Linked DNA regions of Homo sapiens: region 2 is linked to region 1. The links are chromatin loops, found by intact Hi-C in ENCODE. Cell type or tissue: PC-3. All regions are shown on one strand. Links, peaks and the distances in the headings refer to the core of each region. The heading gives the core; the rest is flanking DNA.

Region 1 (11,092 bases), core at 4,754-8,753:
ATTAGTCTGTGAGTTTTTCGAGGGCAGAGAAAGGGTCTAGTAAATCTTGGTGTCTATACTGAGTGCCTATTCTTGCCTGTCAGTGGCAACCCTAGGCTTTCAGGCTATAGCATCTGAGCAATTTTTCACGGCTTGAAAATGCACTCGGGAACAACCACAATGATATCTATATAGCACTTTACAAAGCATTTTCACGCATTCATTATTTCATCTGATCCTCACCAACCCTATGAGGTGTTAAATCCCTATTCTATAGAGGCCAGTGGAAGCGAAAATGCCTAGCCTAGCTGCATCTGGTCTCTGGACTCTGCAACCCGCCAGAAATTGAATTTAAGTAAATGGAACAGGGAGGAAAGGAAGGAAGAGATCAAATGACTCAGAGAGGGAGCTCAGCATATAGTCACCCAAGTGGCCTCGAGCCAGAAGTTAACAGGGACGAAGTCTGTTTCCCTTCCAAGGTAATGAGTGTTTGTTTGGCTATGGCACAGTGACCTGCCACATGGGATTGTTCTTTTTTTCATGTCAGCAGTACCTAGAGTCTAGCCCCAAAAGTAGGCAGAAAAGAGGATATAGGAAAACTCTTTGTACACTGTATGTATACACAAACTCAGGAGATAACAGGGTATAAGAGAATAGATATCACCTTCAGAGAAGACTTAAGTTTAGGTCCTAGCTCTGCCACTGTCTTGCTAAATCAAAAGTGCCCTCTTCTGCATTATCACAGCCCCTTGTGCTTCCTTCTACAATACTTACCACATGAGCGTCCACATTCCTTGATCTGCATTTGAGAGCAACAACTGAGGCCAGTTTCAATTTTTGTATCGCCACCAACCTAGTACCATAATTAGCATAGAGTAGATGGTTCAGAAATATTTGATAATGGATGGATGCAATATTCAAAGCTCTGTGAATATTGTACATACATATATACACACACACATATATACATACACACACATACACACGATCGTACGTACCATTGCACTCTAGCCTGAGCAAAACAGCAAGATCCTGTCTCAAGAAAAGAAAAAGAAAAAGACAGGCAATAATAGATGCTGGCAAGGATGGGGAGAAAGAGGAACCCTCATGTTGTTGACAAAAATGTAAATTAGTAGAGCCACTATGGAGAAATACACACACACACACACACACACACACACACACACACACTCCACATTCTGACAGTGAGTGCCAATAAAACAGTAATCTTGTCGTTCTCATCTCTGCTTTCCCTCTAACTCCCCCACTTTAAGGACAGTGCTCACAAAAATTCCGTTGATTAACGAAGTGGAGACAACCCACAAAATGGGAGAAAATATTTGTAAGCTATCCATCTGACAAAGGATTAATAACGAGAATATATAAGGCGCTCAAACAACTTAATAGCAAAAAAAACAAGTAATCCAATTTAAAAACTGGCAAAGATCTGAACGGACATTTTTCGTAACAAGAGATACAAATAACCAACAGGTACATGAAAAAAATGCTCAACATCACTAACATCAGAGAAATACAAATCAAAACCATAATGTGATATCATCTCACTCCAGTTAAAATGGCTTGTATCAAAAAGACAGGCAAAGGCTGGGCACGATGGCTCATGCCTGTAATCCCAACACTTTGGGAGGGCAAGGCAGGCAGATCACTTGAGCCCAGGAGTTCACAACCACTCTGGGCAACATAAGGAGACCACACTTCTAAAAAAAAAAAATTTTTTTTTTATTAGCCAGGCATGCTGACATGTGCCTGCAGTCCCAACTACTTCAGAGGTTGAGGTAGGAGACTGCTTGAGCCTAGGAGGTTGAAGCTGCAGTAGGCCATGATCGTACCATTGCACTCCAGCCTGGGCAACAGAGCAAGACCCTGTCTCAAGAAAAGAAAAAGAAAAAGACAGGCAATAACAGATGCTGGCAAGGATGGGGAGAAAGAGGAACCCTCATATGCTGTTGGTGAAAATGTAAATTAGTAGAGCCACTATGGAGAATAGCATGGAGGTTCCTCAGAAACTAAACATAGAACTATCATGATTCAGCAATTCCATTACTGAGTATATATCTAAAAGAAAGCAAATCAATATATGAAAGATATCACACTCCCATGAATCCTGTAGCACTATTCATAATAGCCAAAATGAAAATGTGTATATACACAATATATATTTGTGTATATATGTATATATACACACAACGGAATATTATTCAGCCATAAAAAAGAATAAAATCCTGTCATTTGCAGCAACATGGATGACACTGGATACCATTTTTTCAGGTAAAAAAAAAGCCAGGTACAGGAAGACAAATATCACATGTTCTCACTCATATGTAGGAGGTAAAAAAAGTAGATCTCATGATGATACAGAGTAGACTGGTGGTTACCAAAGGCCAGGAAAGGGAGTGAGGAGGATGAAGGGGGAAAAAAAGATATAAATGTACTTACTGAAACTGAACTGTACACTTAAACATGATAAACATGGTAAATTCTTTCAAAATTTTTAACTAAAAAAAAATTTGCTGAGTAGAAATCAGTTCAAAAAGCCAGTCATCAAAGGGGAAGATAATTAACCTATATAGTCCCCTTTCCCAGACTATAATCTTTCTCTTTCTACACACAAATAACCACTATCTTGTCCAGGCCACCCTCTTCTTCAAAAGAGCACTGTCTTCTCCTCCAGGCCTCCTCCTCCTCCTGTCCCTCCAACCCATCCCTGCTATCCTCCCTCTTCTTTCCTGGGCTACCTCCTTTCCTCCAGATCAGCACTATCTCACAGCTGCCAGAGTTTCTGGTCCTCCCAGTCACTCATCTCACTAAAGGGAACTTGAGCCTCTGCCCAGCACTACTTGACATTCTTGCTCTCCTCCCACTCAGGCCCCCCACTTCCCATCTTGCTTATTCCCTACTGCCTACCTGCTTGCTGCCCCACCACCACCAGCAAAGATGGGAAACAAATGCAGGAAGAGGGAGTGCTTGTTGGCAGGCCCAAGGCAAGGCACAGAGGCAGTAAAGAGAGAGAATGGTCCTGGGGAAGATAGAATTTGGAGGTAAAAGCTAGATGCAAGTGAGTTAGGTAGAAAACAATGTTTGGACCTCATAAACACAGGAAAAGGTCTCTACAAACCAGTAACCTACTAATAATAAGAAAGCTTAACCAAAAATTTTAGAAAAGAGAAGAAAGCCTAATCAAGAGGGGGAGGATCCAAGAGAGGGAAGGAAAGACTGGCTACACAGGGGGAGAAATACAAAAGGGGAAGCATGAGGGGAGGAGGAAGGGTGAAGGGGACGGCGGGAGAAAAGGTAGGCAGGGGGCAGGAAAAATGATCAGGAGGAGGAAATAGAAAGAAAAGTGAGGAGAGGAAGACGTAGAGTCATGAAAAAACTAGGGGGAGGAAAGAGGTCCAAAATAATCAAAGTAGGTTATTATCGGGCCTGACATGAGCTTCTTGGTGCCAGGTAATAAAGAAGGAAAGAATTATAGTGATTAAGATATTACCACAGCCAGGTCTGTCATTAACTTAGCAGAATAAGGAAGGGGCTCCAGAGAAGAGAGTCTAGTTTAACGCAACTTTATACCTAAGGACAGAAAAACTGGCCAGTTTAGAATCATTAACATACCTTGACCTTCTACTTCCCAACCCTACCTCCCTACACCTAACACACCTACGCATCACACTAAAATAAGCATCAGCATTCTCAGTCTCTGCTTTGTCCCTGAAGAACCACCAAGATGCCATTCAAAAGGCTGGCTGGAAGACAGGATACCAAGGTCTACTTCCCAAGTTCTCCTCTCTTCTACAGTGTTGAGGGGGACATCTCTGCAGCCCATTTTAGCACTTTAAACCAGCTCACCTCTCCAAAAGATGGTTTGACAGTCTGGAAAAGCCAGAGTAACAAACAATGTCAAGTCCTTCACTGCACAGATATGGCAACTCAAGCCACAGAGGATGTCTGAATAGGACCAGTCCCCCCAGGTCTCCTCCCTCCCAGTTCACTCAACCTCTTAACACAGAAAAGCCCCCACAGTCCCAGCAGGCCAGCGACTAAGCCAAGGCAGAGGAAAGCACCACGTTGGCCACCAAGCAGAAGGGCGCTTGCAAAGGAGCAGAGCTTCTGAGGCTGAGCGGTTCCCCAAAGGCGCAGCTTCCCCTTCACACCCTTCCCTGGGCAGAGCTCTGATTCCAGTGCAGGCCTAGCCCTGGGTGGGCTCATCTAAAGGTTCCACCCTCAGCCCTTTCTCTCATTTAGGGTCCCTTAAGGTAAGAGGAAAGTAAGACACCCCTCAAAATCTACTGGACCCCGTGTCACCACTCTCCGAAAGCCGGCGGAGATCCCCCAGAACCCGGCCCAGCTAGGGGAGCCCCAGGCAGGGCCGGCATTACCTGGTGGGGAAGGCTAGCCCCGGCATCTCTGGCGATTGTTTCCGTCGCAGAGCCGCACCTCTCCCTGCCCAACCGGGTACCCACAAGGCCCCTGCTCCACCGGCTCCGCTCGATTCAGCTGGGCTGGGCTCCTGGCAGCTCAGCCGCCAGCTCCCGAGGTGCAGCACGCTCGCGCTCTCGCAGGGCGGCAGCGAAGGCGCCGCGTCGGGGTTGGCGAAACAGAAGGGGCGGGGGAAGAAAGGAGGGAAGGAGGCGGGAGGAAGCCGCGCGCTTCTCCTTTTCTGCAAAGCAGAGCTGAGGGCGGGGAGACAGCTATCTTCCCACCCTCTCAGCTATTCTCCCCACCCAGTCTCCAGCAGGAGGTAATTTCTCTCCAGGGCCAGGTTTTCCAGGGCTTGTCAGAGTCCTGTGTGAGCTCCAGAGTCAAGAAAGACAACCAGAGCTCCTCTGTGCCTTAGTTTCTACAGATGAGTATAGAGGAGTCCCTTCTAAGATTCCTCAGGTCAGACCTACGATTCAGATTAGGCCTCAGAGAAAGAGATACACCTCCCCCCTCCCCAAACGTGCCAGGTTCTAATTCTAATGCTCCAGGAAGAATGCTAGGTGGGCCCCTATAGCTGCCTCTAAGCAAACAAAGCTCAGCAGCTGCTACATTATTATTATTATTATTTTGAGACAAGAGTCTTGCTGTGTGCCCAGGCTGGAGTGCAGTGGTTGGATCTTGACTCACTGCAGCCTTGACCTTCCTGGGCTCAAGTAATCCTCCCACCTCAGCCTCCCAAGTAGCTGGGACTACAGGTACCTGCCACCACACCCAGTTATTTTTATATTTTTTGTACAGATGGGGTCTGCCATGTTGCCCAGGCTGGTCTCAAATCCTGTTCTCAAGCAATCCTCTTCCCTTGGCCTCCCAAACTGTGGATTACAGGCATGAGCCACCACACCTAGCCACTGCTACCATTTATTAAGAACTATTATGTACTAGGTACTTTATAAATGTTATGTCTCTCTCAAAACAACCTTATGAAGTAGGCACTATACCAATTCACATACGTCAAAACGGAGGTCCAGGGAAAATGTCCAGGGCTCATACAATAAGTATTTTTTAACCAACTATTGTGCATCAGGCATTGTGATGGAACCTGAGCTGAACAACACATTATAGAACATTTACCAACACGGCCCAGACTAGTAGTGCCTCTAGTAGTGCCTCCCAATTACTGAAACAATAAAACACACCTTCACACATTTGCAAATGCTCCCTAGGAGGTAGTATTACCTCACTCTTCCCCCTCCCAAACCCTGCTCTTAAGAGACATGACAGAAGTCAGATTATGCGGTGTCTCTTTCGGGTCATAATTAGGAGTTAGGCTTTTGTTCCAAGTTTTAGCAGTGGGAAGGCTTTGAAAGGTTTGAAAGCAGAATGACAAACTCTAACTTACATTTTTTAAAAGATCACTGGCTGTTCAGTGGAGAAAGGGGGTAGGAGTGGAAATAAGTTAATAACTTCTCTCAGAGGTTCAGGCAACAGAAAATAGTAATGATTTAGACTAACATATTGTAAGATAATGTAAAAAGAAGCAAGCCTATTTTCTAAAGACACAGCTTGGAAGAAGCAGCAGCAGAACTTGGTGGAAAACAGAATACGATGGTGAAAGAAGTCAGTGACTTCTCCAAGACCACACATCTGGTAAATGCTCAGGAGTTCAAGGCCAGCCTGGCCAACATGGTGAAACCCCGTCTCTACTAAAAACACAAAAAATTAGCTGGATGGTGGCAGGCACCTGTAATCCCAGCTACTCGGGAGGCTGAGGCAGGAGAATCCCTTGAACCCAGGAGGCGGAAGTTGCAGTGAGCTGAGATCGCACCACTGGACTCCAGCCTGGGCAACAAGAGCGAAACTCCATCTCAAAAAAAGAAAAAGGAAAAAAAGGAAAGAAAAGGAAGGAAGGAAGGAAGAAAAGAAAGAAAGAAAGAATTGGTCAATAATAGACACCCGGAGAATTGCTGTAGTCTGAGGATTCAGCTTCAAAGTCATTTTAAGACTTTTTTTTAACCCCACACCATGTCCTTCATCCCAATTTACACAGGGTGAATGAGAGCCAGAAGCAGTCCTCTGCCTTAGACACAGCTTTTCAAACTAATAAGCAATAATCATAGCAACTTATCTTACTCGACTTCCCACCCCATGCAGCATCCTCTTATAGATGGTCTTCCAGGCTTTTCTGAAATACATGCAGGAATGAGGAGCTCACTTTCCACCAGCACTATGAGGCAGTGTTTCCTCACATTCAGCCAGGTGGCTCTCTGTAAATTTCTAATTCTGCTCCAGGAGCAACGTCCTCCAGGGCAAGTCACATTAAAGGCTTGCAACTATGTATGTATGTAGGCTAATTTATTATGCCCCTCCACTTTTTCTCTTCTCCAAGATAAATACTCCCAGTTCTTTTAGTCGTTTGTTCATTCAACAACTATTTAAGCATCTTATGCAAGTCACTGGGGATAGACACATCAGTGAACAGAACCACATCTTCAAGGAGGTGATGATTTTATGGTTTAGTATGGTGGCTTTTAATTCTCCCTGTCCACCAGAATAACTTGGAAAGCTTTAAATATGTGTAAATATACTAGAGTCCCAGCAGAGATTCTGACTTGGTTGGTCTGGCATGTGGCCTAGGCAATATATTTTTATAGATACAACTATATTGATATCTATTGGAAGACTGACTTGCTATAAAGCTACAGTGATAATGACAATGTGATATTAATGAAAACATAAATAGATCAGTGGAATTGAAGTAAATAGCCCAAAATAGACCCACACAAATGTGGTTAACTGACTGTAAAAGAGAAAAGGAAATTCAATGAAGAAAGGACAGTCTTTTCAATAAATTGTGCTAGAACTGGACATCCACATCCAAAAAAATCAACCTAGACACAGGCTTTATGCTTTTCACAAAAATTAACTCAAAATGGATCACAAACCATTGCATTTGCAAAATGCAAAACTATAAAATGTCTAAAATATAATGTAGGGGAAAATCTAGATGACCTTGGGTTTGGCAATGACTTTTTAGATACAGCCCCAAAAGCAAGATCCATGAAAGAAAAAACTGACATGTTAGACTGGATTAAAATTTAAAATTTCTGCAAAATACAGTGTTAAGAGAACAAAGAAACAAACCACAGACTGGGAGAAAACACATCTAATAAAAGGCTTGTATCAAAATATACATAGAACTCTTAAAACTCAGTAAGAAGTGACCCAATTTAAAAAAAACAACTGTGCAAAAGATCTGAACAGACACTTCACCAAGGAAGATATATGCATGACAAATAAGCATATGAAAAGATGCTCAGCATCTTTTATCATTAGAGAACTGCAAATTAAAACAATGAGATATCACTACACATCTATTAGAATAACTAAAATCCAAAACACTGACAACACCAAATGGTGACAGGGATATGCAGCAACGGGAACTCTCTCGTTCATTGCTGGTGAGAATGCAAAATGATACAACCACTTTGGAAGACAGTTTAGGAATTTCTTACAAAGCTAAATACAGTTATGTGTCACTTAATGACAGGCATACATTCTGAGAAAAGTGTCATTAGGTGATTTCATTGTTATGCGAACATCACAGAGTGTACACATACAAACCTAGATGGTACAGTCTACTACACACCTAGCCTATATGGTATAGCCTACTGCTTCAAGACTACAAACTTGTATAGCATGTTACTGTACTGAATACTAGGCAACTGTAACACAATAGTATTTGTGTATCTAAACATATATAAACATAGAAAAAGTACAGTAAAAATACGCCATAAAAGATTAAAAAAAAAACAGTACATATGTAAAGGGCATTTACCATGAATGGAACTTGCAGGACTGGAAGTTTCTCTGGGTGAGTCAGTGAGTGAGAGGTAAGTGAATGGAAAGGCCTAGGATAGTATTGTACACTACTGTAGACTTTATAAACAGTGTATGTTTACGCTGCACTAAACTTAAATTTTTTTTTCTTCAACAATAAATTAACCTTAACTTCCTGTAAGTTTTTACTTTATAAACTTTTTAATTTTTTAAAAACATTTTGACTCTATTGCATTAACACTTGGCTTAAGACACAAGCACATTGTACAGCTATACAATATTTTCTTTATAGCTTTATTCTATATGCTTTTTTGTATTCTTTGTATTATTATTATTATTATTAGAGACAGAGTCTCACTCCGTCACCCAGGCAGGAGTGCAGTGGCATGATCTCAGCTCACTGCAACCTCCACTTTCTGGGTTCAAGCAATTCTTGTGCCTCAGCCTCCCGAGTAGCTGGAATTACAGGCGTGTGCCACCATGCCCAGCTAATTTTCGTATTTTCAGTAGAGACGGAGTTTCACCATGTTGTCCAGGCTGGTCTCCAGCTCCTAAGCTCAAGCTATTCACTTGTCTCAGCCTCCCAAAGTGCTAGCATTACAGGTGTGAGCCACCACGCCTGCCTATTCTTATTTTTTTACCTTTTAATCTTTTTGTTAAAAACTAACACATAAACACACACTTTAGTCTAGGCCTACACAAGGTCAGGACTGTCAACATTAGTGTCTTCCACCTCTACATCTTGTCCCACTGTCAATATTAGTGTCTTTCACCTCTACATCTTGTCCCACTGGAAGGTCTTTAGGGGCAATAACATGCATGGAGCTGACATCTCTTATAATAACAATGACTTCTTCTGGAAGACCTCCAAAAGGACCTGCCTGAGGCTGTTTTACAGTTAACTTTTTTTTATAAGTAGGAGTACACTCTAAAATAACAACAAAAAGAATAATAAATATATAAACCAGTAACAGAGTCATTTATCATCATTATCAAGCATTATATAACACATATAATTGGCCAGGTGCTGTGGCTGACGCCTGTAATCCCAGCACTTTGGGAGGCCAAGGTGGGCGGATCACGAAGTCAGGAGATCAAGACCATCCTGGCTAACACAGTGAAACCCCGTCTCTACTAAAAATACAAAAAATTAGCAGGGCGTGGTGGCGGGCGCCTATAGTCCCAGCTATTCTGGAGGCTGAGGCAGGAGAATGGTGTGAAACCAGGAGGCGGAGCTTGCAGTGAGCAGAGATTGTGCCACTGCACTCCAGCCTGGGCAAGAGAGCAAGACTCTGTCTCAAAAAAAAAAAAAAGTACATATGTGTTCTATACTTTTATATGACTGGCAGCACAGCAGGTTTGTTTACACCAGCATCTCCACAAACATGAGTAATGTGTTGCATTAATATGTGATGATGGCTATATCATATATGTGGCTCATCACTGACTGAATCATCATTATGTGATTATAGTATTCCTAGGTATTTACTCAAATGAGTTGAAAACTATGTTCACACAAAAACCTGCTCATGAATGTTTATTGCAGTTTTATTCAGAATTGCTAAAAACTGGAAGCGACTGAGATATCCTTCAAGACTGAATGAATAAACTGTGGTATGTCATACAATATAGTATTATTCAGTAAAAAAAGAAATGAACTATCAACCCACAAAAAGACATGGAAGAACCTGAAATGTAGATTTCTAAGTAAAAGAAGCCAGTCTGAAAAGGCTGATTCCAACTACATGATATTTGGAAAAAGGCTAAACTATAGAAATAGTAAAAAGATAAGTGGCGGCCAGGTATTTGAAAGGTTGGGGTTAGTGGTTAAGGAATGAATAGGTGAAGCACGGGGCATTTTTAGGGTGTAAAACTATACTGTATGATACTATAATCGTGGATACACATACTATGCATTTGTCAAAACCTACAGAACTATACAACCCAAACAGTAAACCCTAATGTAAACTATGTACTTTAGTCAATAATAATGTATCAATATTGATTCATCAATTGTACATTAATGAGATGGTGATAATAGAGGAAATGGGGAGAGAGGGATTCTGCGTTTTCTTTTTTCTTTTCTTTTTTTTTTTTTGAGACAGAGTTTCACTCCTGTTGCCCAGGCTGGAGTGCAATGGTGTGATCCTGGCTCACTGCAACCTCCACCTCCCCGGTTCAAGCAATCCTCGTGCCTCAGCCTCCCGAGTAGCTGGGATTACAGGTGCACGCCACCACACCTGGCTAATTTTTTGTATTTTTAGTAGAGATGGGGTTTCACCATGTTGGCCAGGCTGGTCTTGAACTCCTGACCTCAGGGGATCTACCTGCCTCGGCCTCCCAAAGTGCTGGGATTACAGGCGTGAGCCACTGCGCCCAGCCGGATTCTGCATTTTCTACACAATTCTTCTATAAACCTAAAACTGCTCTAAAAAATAAAATCTATTAAAATAAAAAAGTATCAAGCAAAAAAATAGAAAGAAACAAAGACATACAAGATAAAGTTCATCTTCCTTTTTATTAGATTCATTAGACACAAAATTACTCTGACAAATTGCTATAAAGATTTCTAAGTACTTTCAATTTCTATGCTTATCTCATTGTGGGCTGGGAACAGTTCAGACTACACTTTCAGTAATGATGATCTAGCGTACCCTCCACTAAATAGAGTCCTGTTTGCAATGATCCTCTTACTGCCTGGTACCCTGAGGGAAACATGATACTCTAAGTGCAGTCTGTCCCTTGCAAAACATAGTGGAACTATCACCTCCTTTAACTGTACTTAATACTTCCAATAATTCAGTCTGAAGTTACATTAGATTTTTATCCACTGCAATGC
Region 2 (11,092 bases), core at 3,564-7,563, 100 kb after region 1:
TATAATCTGCTAATAACTGGATATTAAGACGTGTACTTTGTGATTCACTTATGACTTAGCCATACCCCCATTGCTAAAGCCAATGTAAATATTACCTCTCTAAATTTTGTTTTCATGGTCATACTTCTGTGGTGATACGTGTGACTGCCTGTGAAAGGGTGCTATTTAAACAACTTGCAACACACTCTCAATATAATGCATGTGCAATCATGCCCAGCTAATTGTTGTACTTTTAGTAGAGACGGGGTTTCACCATGTTGTCCAGGATGGTCTCAATCTCTTGATCTCATGATTCCCCCACCTCAGTCTCCCAAAGTGCTGAGATTACAGGTGTGTACAGGTGTGTACACCGCACCTGGCCAGCTGTTTACTCTTTGATAGGCTCTTCTTAGGACAATGATTTTGTAATATCATTTTCAGTTCAACAAATGGAAAGATATTCAGTTTTGTCTCTACGGTTGACCAAAGTTTGTTCTTTGCAATTGATAATTTGGAAGTTTCTTTGTGCTTCACATATGATATTATTCGTAATGTTCTCTAAACTGTTAGGATTGTTATCAACTTTGGGAAAGCCTCTATCTTGCACTGTGAGGTCTTCCCTTTTCATAGCAACCTGTTCTTATTTTGTGGATGCATCATCTTTATGAGAATACTAAGGAGGGTGATTCTTTTAAATTTGTTTATTTTATTTATTTGGCTTATTCCTCTGAGTGATCTCCCCTTCCTCCAGCATTGTTTCTTTCTGTTAGTTTAACTTATCCTTTTTGTTTTACTGAAATGTTTTTGCTTGCACATGTTTGAGAAGGTGGGCAAAGAAGAGCTGACTATGACTTCTGTGTGGGAAGGTAGGTGGGAGTTGTGTTACTGAAAGCTTTTTTTCATAACGAGCAGACAGGGAACCAACCATTATACAGTATTTGGCAATCCTGAAATACAGTCTAGTCCTAATTCACTCAGTTTCTTTAGAATAAACCATCTTCTTTCTTGCAAGGGTTGAGGAAGGAACCTGACAGCTCTGCACACAGGGAAGGGGGGCAGGATTTATTATTAAGGCTTCAGCTTTATAGCTCACTTCTGCCATCAGGATGGTGGTGGCAAAAACATCGAGAACACCAGCATACACACCTCCACAATGATTTGTCTCTAAGATCTATCATTTGTTATGGTGAGTCTGGAGTCTTGTTAAGGTGAGTCTAGGAGTCTGTCCTGCCATCTTCTTTTCAGTGTCAGCACTGGCTTAGATGCTTTTTATTATTTTTATTCCTTTCAGCACTAAATCTCAGAGATAGCTATCTATGTCTCCGGAGTTTTGCCTGCAGGCTATATATACAATGCCCTCAGCTCCAAGGCCCTTCCTCTTCCATGCTCACAGCTCAGAAAATACTTCCCAACACTCATCTTACCAGAGTGTAAGCCAGGTGCCAAGACGTGACAAGTAGCAATGCCACATTTTTTAACTTTTAAAAACTGGGTCAGTCACAGATCTGAATAGCACTGAAACACAGCTGCTTTAAATTTTTGTCCCCTAAAACAAGGTCTAATTATAAGCTGCATGAGCAACTAAATCAGAAGTGTGCATTTGATTAAAATATGAACATTGTTTTTGACAAGTGGGTTTTGCATTGACTCTATGTCCCAGCTCAGAGTGGGGGTAGTCTCCAGTTTGACTTAAAAACACATTGCCCCAAATCCTTAGTGTTTGCAGCTTGCAATATGCATAACAAGGAAGGGGTTGGGGGGCGTTCCACACCATCCCAACACAAAGGCAAGGTCAAGCTAATTATGTCCAGTCTCACTTTGGTAGGGGGATAAGGATTTCCCTTCAGGGCACCTTAACCCCTTGAGGAGGCCAGGTCCCCTCACTTTATGTTCTGGGGCTTACAAGAGTCGATACTGCTAACATGGGAAGGGTCCAGTGGGGAAGGAAAGCAGGCCACTGCCTCCAGGGTAGAAGAGCTCATTTCAAATTGGTTGCTCATGGGCAACCGAATTTTGCAGGCAGTTGATAGTCCACTCCAGACAGCAACATGAAGGACAGCTGGTCACCGAAGCAGTTCCCCCTTTGTGGTTCCTCCTGCCTCCAGTTTTCCCTCCCCTCCCCCTATTTCAGATTTCTCCCCATCTTCCTCTTCTGTGGTCCATGGTGAGTGCCACCCCCACCCTCTTCTCCTTCTACCCCAGTATGTGGTCATTTGTGTGGTCTCTGTGAGCAGGAAAACCTGCAAATTTGCAGACCAAACTTTGTGTTTGGAGCAGTATTTCTAATCTTTGTAGGTGACTCATGTCTACTGGTACAGGCCAGGAGTGGGGATGGGAGCTAGTATTGGGGATTGTAATGGTACAGGTTTGATGCTCTCAGTGGTACCAGTAGAGCATGGTGAAGGGAAGAATGATTGTATCCTTTTTTAAGGAAGATTCCCTCCTATAATCAACTTTTTCAATTAATTGACCAACTTCTAGTTCATAGACGAGGTTTCCTACTATGCTATTACTAGCTACAATGCATTGAATACCTATGAGTACCTATTATGTGTCAGCAGTGGCTTAGATGCTTTTCACTATTTTTATTCCTTTCATCATCCTTCCAAGGTGTATTCACTTGTATCTGCATATTATAAAGAAAATAAGGTTCCCAGGCCAGGCGTGGTGGCTCACACCTGTAATCTCAGCACTTTGGGAGGCTGAGGCAGGTAGATCGCTTGAGCCCAGGAGTTCGAGACTGGCCTGGGCAACATGGCGAAACCCTGTCTCTACAGAAAATACAATAATTAGCTGGACGTGGTGGCACACACCTGTAGTCCCCGCTACTTGGGAAGCTGAGGTGGGAGGATGGCTTGAGCCCAGGAAGTCATACAGTGAGCTATGATGGCGCCACTGCACTCCAGCCTGGGCGATGGACTGAGACCCTGTCTCAGAGAAAAAGAAAAGAAAATGAGATTTCCAGAGGCTCTTTGACTCTTTGACGTCATTGACTCCAGGTAAGCAGATAATTCAGTTGCTGCTGAGTCAAATCCTTTATGCCTCATTTTTCTCATTTGTATCATGGCAGTGTTATGGGTCTTTAATGAGTTAATCTAGATAAAGAGATTTGTAAGCACTTAATAAATGTTTGGATGAGGAAGTATACAGGTATATCTTAGTTGATATTACCTCTCTCAAGATAATCCTGCAAGTAAATAATGGAATATGAATTTGATTAATAGTCTTTCTGGCCAGGCATGGTGGCTCATGCCTGTAATCCCAGCAGTTTAAGAGGCTGAGGCAGGCGGATCAACTTGAGGCCAGTAGTTCGAGACAAGCCTGGCCAACATGGCAAAATCCCGTCTCTGCTAAAAATACAAAAAATTAGCCTGGCATGGTGGCACATCCCTGTAGTCCCAGCTTCTAGGGAGTCTGAGGTGGGAGAATCACTTGAGCCCGGGAGGTGGAAGTTGCAGTGAGCCAACATCGGGCCACTGCACTCCAGCCTGGGCAACAAAGTGAGACTCTGTCTCAAAAAAAAAAAAAAAAAAAAAAAAAAAGCATTTCTACTGAAAGACCGAGAAGAGACTGTGTGCACGGACAAAGCAATAGGCTACCCAGATCAGAGTCTTTGTGATGATGGTGGAAAGGAAGTATTGAAGGAAGGCCTGCCTGCTATTCCTTAGCTCACGGTTAAGAATGTCCTCTCTATATTCCCACCTACTTATAGTCCCCTATTAGGAGACTAACACATTTATTAGGTATTTATTATGTGCCAAGTACTGTGCTGGACACCTGTCACTTCATCTCATTTGCTCCTTATTCCATTTATATGAAATGAGAATTATTATCCTCATTTTACTGATAAGGAATGATAAGAGTCATTATATAACTTTCCCAAGGTCAAACAGCCAGTGAATGGTAGAGCCATGATTTGAACCCATAATTTGGAGAGATTCCAGAGCCTGCTCCATGTGGCTTCCATGAATGGGAACCTATTCCTTTTGAAGTTATTCCTATGGCCCCTTTAAGCTTCAGGACAAATCATTTTGTGACTAAGTATAAGACAGTCACAGTCGGGCACGGTGGCTAACGCCTGTAATCCTAACACTTTGGGAGGCTGAGGCGGGTGGATCACTTGAGGTCAGGAGTTCAAGACCAGCCTGGCCAACATGGTGAAACCTCATCTCTACTGAAAATACAAAAAATTAGTCGGGTGTAGTGGCGGACACCTGTAATCCCAGCTACTTGGGAGGCTGAGGCAGGAGAATCACTTGAACCTGGGAGGCAGAGGCTGCAGTGAACTGAGATCACACCACCGCACACCAGCCTGGGCGACAGAGCAAAACTCCATCTCAAAATAAATAAATAAAGACAGTCACCTGTGCTGGCGCTCTTCAGGATTAGTTAATAAATCAAATGTTAACTGAAAACCTGGATGACATAATGGTGTTGGTGTCTAAAAACATCTAGAAAAGTTTCCATCTACATTTATGAAAATCTGCTTCAGCTCACTAAGGGACAAGTGGAGCCAAAAGCAGGCAGTGATGTGTTAGTCTGAGGCTTCCTGGGCAGGGACTGTCTCGTTCATCAGTTTCCATAGCTCCTAACATGAGATCAGCACATCAAAATTAGGGCCATTTATCGAGTACCTGCTGTGGACCAGATAACTTAATAAGCATCATCTCAATCCTCATAACAATCCTGCACAGGTGCAGACTCTAAGGCTCAGAGACATTAAGCAACTCACCACTAATGAGTAGCAGAACTGGTAGAACTCAGACCATCCGAGGTTTCTCAAAAAAGATCATAGTTGAGCTGGATCCTGGAGGATACATTTGAAGGAGGAAAATATGAGAAAAGTCCTTCTAATTAGCAGCAACAGGCAAAGAGGAGGAAAAGAGCATGACATTACCTAATTGAATAGCAATAATTTTTTTAGAGAAAAGTCTTTCCAAAACATCCAACTTAGCTTTCATAGGAATAATAGCTCAACTTCTTTTTACACTCATATTTCATAGGTTTCCATTGTACATTTAATTTAATTACACCATGTGTGCCTGGCAAAAACTGGTTAGCAAACGTCACTGACTCCTGGTAAGCAGATAATTCAATTGCTGCTGAGTCAAGTCCTTTATGCCTCATTTTTCTCATTTGTGTCATGGCGGTGTTATGTGGCTTTAATGAGTTAATCTAGATAAAGAGATTTGTAAGCACTTAATAAATGTTTGGATGAGGAAGCATACAGGTGTATCTTAGCTGATATGTTTTCCCTGAAGGAATGTGGAGCATCAGTAAACCCCGTGCATGATTTGGTTACATGGAGGAACATTACCAGCTTCTCCTGTGTTACGGGATGGTTTTATTAGACAACAATGCCTTCTATGGATCATAGAAAACCTTCCCACCGAAATACTACCTTCTCATTCTCGGATTTCTTATGAAATGTGCACTTTGTCCCCAGGATACCTGACTCATTCCTTATCCAAAGGCCTTATTTGCAGGTCTGGCCTGAAGGCAGGAAGCAGCACAAAAGTAGTGTCTCCTCCTTCAACATTTGAATGACTGCCATAAAAATAAATAAATAACATCCTTTTTTTACTCCCAAAGGGGATGTTTACAACAAGTGTCTTACTCTCTCCTCAACTACAGCAAATATATGTTCAGGAGTATCAGGTTGCAAGGTATACACCAATTCCAAGAGCACTGCTGCAAGCAAAATATGCCATACTTTCTGATGTTAGAAAATTCTCCAAGTTGACTTCATTTCTCGGTTGCTGGCAGCCAATCATAAGCATCCTAGAAATGCTGCACGTCTAGTGGAAAAGTTGGAATGTAAGGCCCTCCAAGGTAATATGATGGAAAGAAGAAGGGCTTTAGAGGCAGACATGACTGGATCCAAATTCAGTCTGTGCCATTTGTTTTTAGCTGTGCAATTTGGTCAAGTCACTTAACCTCTCTAAGCCTCAGTTTCCTCAACTACACAAAGAATAATCTTTGCTGCATTAAATTCTTGAAAAGACTTAATGTGTTAAGGCAGAAATTCACCTAGTTTAGGACTGGACACACAGTGTGCATTCAATGTATGGTAGCCATTATTATTGATTATTTTTCAGTATAACTCCAGCATTGAACCTTAGGTGTAATGAAGCTATACAATGTCGTGACTAAAAGCCAGGCTACCTGGGTTTGAATTCCAGATCTTCTACTTCTGAACTGAGTAAACTTGGACAACTTTTTAAAGCTCTCTGTGCTTCATTTTCCTTCTCTAAAATAGAAAAAGTAACACAACCTATCTCAAAGGGTTGTTATCAGAGTTAAATAAGTTAGTATATGTAAAATGTTTAGAATAGTACTTAGAACATATTAAGCAGTAATGTGTCAGGTATTATATAATTACTGTATTATAACTGTCTCTTTAACTGTGAACTGTGAGATAAGGACTCTTTTGTTTCTGTATCTCCAGGGTGGTCAAGTGACTAGAGCAGATTAATAAATGTTAATTGAATAAATGAAGCATCTCACATGCCATGCTAGTCAAGACTTTCCCTAATTTAAACTAACCAATTTAAACTAACTACAAAGTCTAGGCATGGTGGTTCATGCCTGTAACCTTAGCCCTTGAGAGGCTGAGGTGAGGGGATCAGCTGAGCTCAGGAATTCAAGACCAGCCTGGGCAACATAGTGAGACCCCATCTCTCAAAAAAAAAAAAAAAAAAAAAGCTGGATGCGGTAGCACATTCCTGTAGTCCCAGTTAATTGGGAGGCTGAGACGGGAGGATTGCTGGAGCTCAGGAGTTCAAGGCTGCAGTGAGTCATGATCATGTCACCGCAGTCTAGAGTTGGTGACAGAGTGAGACCCTGTCTCAAAAAATAAAATAAAAATAAATAAACTAACTAAAGAAAAAATAAGGCAATTTATTGCTGCTCATATTTAAATAACCCAGGGATGAATCTTCCTTCAGGCATAATTAGAACCCAGGGCTCAAATAATTTAAGGAATTGTCTCTAGCATTTCTGTTTTGTTGGCTCTCTCCACACATAGGGCATTATAGCCACCAGCAACCCAAGCCTCAGAGCCAGCCACTTTAGCACTCAGTGGAAAAAGAGACTCTTCCAAAATATCTGGCCAGGAGAGAATTTTAATGTGCCCAGTTTGAGTCATGCACCCATCCTACTATTAACTTCTGTGGTCAAAGAAATGATGTAATCTGATTAGCTAGGTCTGCCCCACTGTGTAAAAAGGAAGGGGCAGCCCTATGCAAACACACAGATTTCCCCAAAGGAAATAACATTCTATTATAGGGATGAAGGGAAAGGGATGCTGAGCAGGCAAAAATGCCAGATGGCTTGACATATGCCAAAGAATGGTTGTCAAGCCCATTGGTCCTAGGTCAGCAGTCCCCAACCTTTTTGGCACCAGGGACCGGTTTCATGGAAGACGATGTTTCCACAGACCAGTGTGTGTATGTGGGGAGGGATGGTTTCAGGATGAAACCTGAAATATAATGTACAAGTGCATTATATTTATTGTGTGCTTTATTTCTATTATTATTACATTGTAATATGTAATGAAATAATTATACAACTCACCATAATGCATAATCAGTGGGAGCCCTGAGCTTGTTTTCTTGCAACTAGACAGTCCTATCTGAGGGTGATGAGAGACAGTGACAGATCATCAGGCATCAGATTCTCATAAGGAGCACACAACCTAGATCCCTTCCTTGCCCACTTCACAATAGGGTTCACGCTCCTAAAAGAACCTAATGCCATCTGAGAGGAGGCAGAGTTCAGGCAGTAATGAGAGCAATGGGGAGGGGCTATAAATACAGATGAAGCTTCGCTCGCCTGCCACTCACCTCCTGCTGTGTGGCCTCTCTAGATTATTCCAGACAATAAAACTCTGCCCACTTTTAACAGGGCTTTTAAGAAAAACACCTTAATCTTTCTAAGTAATTATTCCAGATTTCAATAATCTCCACATAAAGTTATTCTTAAATTCAATCTAGTCTAAATTCCTTGGTATTCAAGGTATTTTTCTTCTTGTTTGTTCTGCTGTGAAATGAAAAAAATGGCTTAGCAAGTTATTTAATCTATAAATTAATTTGAATACTTTTTATGAAGGAAGGACAAATAGATATTATGAATATGGGGTCACCTGGAGAAGCATGGTGAGAAGTCAAATCTAATGGGAAAGAAAGCTGTGATCAATTAACGAAGTCTACTTGCCCCAGGTTCTAGAGAGGAGAGTGGTCACACAGTTGGCTGTGTTTGCCATCTCTGGTTTTTGTAATTCTTCATCTTAAAAACAAAAGTTGTATCTACTTACAGGGCTAAAAATTATTCCCCAGTGAATCAGCAAAGAGAGTGTAATTAGTATGTTTTTTATGCAAAAGAAGATTGCAAACCACTCGGCACTCTGCTTGGATTTGCTGAGGTGCCACCTCAGGTGTTAACAAAAATGAGATGTGTGAGAGAGAAAATCATTACACCCACCAGCAGCCCTTCCTTCCACCCTGGATCTCATCATCTGAAGTGTCATCACTGACACCAGATGTGCTTTTGTGGCATCGTGGCAGCTGACAGCTAAAGATGAGCAAGTTAGTCTGATTTGCAGTAACTTTTCCCATTTATTTTGTTCCATTGATATACATGGACCAGGCTGAATTGTCATCCAGAAGATTCTATTTTGCCTGTCTCCACACTAACTTTTTTAATACAAACAGTTTAAAATAAACAAAATTAGAATCGTATTGTTTAAATGCCCATCACTTAGATTCAACAATTATTAGAATTGTGCCATATTTGCTTCATGTATCCCTCTCCTTTTTCTATTTGAGTATTTCAAAGCAAGTCTCAGACCTCATGTTATCTCTCCCTTGATACTGCATACACAAATATTTTCTACATAACCACACTGCTACCAACACACCTAACAAAAGTAACACCTCTTTGGTATCATCGAATTCTTAGATAATTTTTATACTTTCCTGATGTTTAAATACATGTATTTTTTATGGTTAGTTCATTAGAATCAGAATCTGAACAAGGTCGTTACATTGCATTTGAAGGTTATGTCTTTTGAGTCTTAAAATCTACAACAGTATCTCCCAGCTCTACCCCACCCTTTTTTTCATGCTATTGATTTGTTGATTAAACTAGTTCAATAGTTCTATAAAATATCCCACATTCTGGATTTATCCATTTATTTATAAGTAGTGTCACTTAAACTTGAGTCTGTATCCCCTGTATTTCATGTAAACTAGAAAATTAGTCCCAAAGGCCTTATTAGATTTGGGTTCCTTTTCTTTTTTCTCCCCATAAAGGGGGCATCTCAAGAGGTACATACTGTCTGGCTGTCCCACTCTGAGTGTAGTTAACACTGATCAGTGGTTCCAGGGGTGTCAGCCGGATCTCTCTATTGTAAAGTTCTCCAGAAGCTTTTAATCTAATTCTTTCATCCCTTATTGATCTTTGCAAAATGCTGGTTTTTTTTTCCTAATTCTATCATTCCTACCACATTTTTTAGCTGGGATTCGTCTGTAAAGAACTTTTCCTTATCAGTTAGGTCTAGTTGGTCACCTGGAAATGTAGATTGCATTGGGAAGGCAGGATAATACTGTTGCAGAATTTTGCTCCTTAGTTCAGCTAATACCAGGTTCTAGACACAAGCCAGGAAAATTTAGACACATGGACACACTGAAGGGTAAATAGAGCAGGATTTCATTGGGCAAAAAGGGAGAAAAAGAAAAAAGACTCAACAAAGCAAGATGGAGTCCTGCTAACAGGCCTCTCACCTCAGGGACTGAATCCCAGGCCACCACACAGGAATTGGAAGCCAGGCTCCTCCCCTGGCCTGTGGCCCCCCCCTCCGCCCGTGGCTCCACCCCATTCCCCCAGTGCACATGTGGGCATGGTCAGGCAAAGCCCTGCGCAGGTTCCCTCATCTGAACAAAAGCATCTGATATAAAGACTTGTGGGGCTGGTCAGAGGTTCTCCAGGAACCCCTTTTTATCTGCCTATGCATTTGGCTGTCTCATTCCCCCCTCTAAAGAAGTCCATCTTACTGCATTAGAATAAGGATAAGGACAAGGATAAGGATAAGGATGAAGACCACTCTTAACTGCTTCCTGTGACGGGGCACTCTCTCAGATCTCCCTCAGAGGCCTATCTAAAGGTCCCTGGCAAAAAGGGCCATCATCCAAGGCTCCAGTTGCATGACCATTTAGAGTGTGATGGCCTGAAGGGGAGAAGAGACAAACCGGGTTATTAGAAAACACGTATCAAAACGAAACAAGGTGGGGGTAAGGAAAGCTCAAAAATCCTGAGGCCTTTTACCTGTTTGCACAGGGAAAGGGAGACCAAAAGCCTGACTGGTAAAACAAACTTTTACCCTCTTGCCAGCATGTCAGGCTTCTGGGTTCCCTACCCCAAGCCCAATCCTAAGCCAACCAGTTTAAGGTTTGGGAATGCAGTTTGGAGGATGCATCCGAGAGGAGTGTCCCGTACTATGGAGACACAATTACCTGTAAGTGAAGAGAGGACAGAGGAGGAAAAAGGAAAAAGAAGGCAGTTTTTCGAAGAAGTCCCAGGGCTTCAGGATACATTTGAAAGGGGTACAGAAAGATGAATGGCTACTCATCTAGAAAGAGGGCACCAGGCATCCCTGGTTTCTTTCTCTTCCTAGCAAATACGCGGGGTATGTAAGGGAGAGAAAGTGAGGTGTCGCTCTTTCTCTCTTCCATCCTTATATACCCGAGTCCTGGCAACTGTGACAGGGTGCCACCCATGGGTGTTGAAGTGGCTTTCACCCATGTTAACAGGAAGGCCAAGGGAGTGGGAGTATCCACTTTTATCCATATATGCCCTATCTTCCCTGCTGTCAGTAGCCTTTGAATTCCCTAGACCTCATTTATGCCATGGATACTAGCATGACCTTTATGGGACCTTTATGGGAAGCTTGGCTTAATTGGCAGGAAGTAGTCATGCTCACTTGTGCTGTGCCTTTTAATTTCTGTTATTGTCTGCCTCTGGATCCCTCAGATCCAGTTTTCTTTCCTAGGGCTTTGACCCAAAGCTTGGAATTGAGTTTGGGTCAAAAATGTGAGGCCGGGTGCAGTGGCTCACA

Evidence for each region. A loop is a pair of places that touch in the nucleus more often than their neighbours do. Peaks named below come from ENCODE experiments on the same cell type or tissue, not always from the same donor. Only the 100,000 strongest peaks of a DNase experiment are listed, where the experiment ranks them.
Region 2: a loop joins it to region 1, with 2.3 times the contacts of the local background. A loop is called at or near these places in 1 of 110 quality-filtered maps.

The regions. Positions count from the first base shown.
Region 1 is chr11:77,407,401-77,418,492 of GRCh38, forward strand. The region is part of intron 1 of PAK1 (p21 (RAC1) activated kinase 1); the gene reads right to left. Among named protein-coding and RNA genes, the nearest start is that of PAK1, 61 kb to the right of the region's middle. RefSeq lists an enhancer at 4,119-4,238. In PC-3, for the core only: a CTCF peak has its summit at 6,639; no DNase peak of the experiment used is centred there; H3K4me3 peaks cover 342 bases.
Region 2 is chr11:77,510,177-77,521,268 of GRCh38, forward strand. It overlaps a transcript of PAK1 not described here. Among named protein-coding and RNA genes, the nearest start is that of PAK1, 42 kb to the left of the region's middle. In PC-3, for the core only: no CTCF peak of the experiment used is centred there; DNase peaks (open chromatin) are centred at 5,465 and 7,155; H3K27ac peaks cover 661 bases.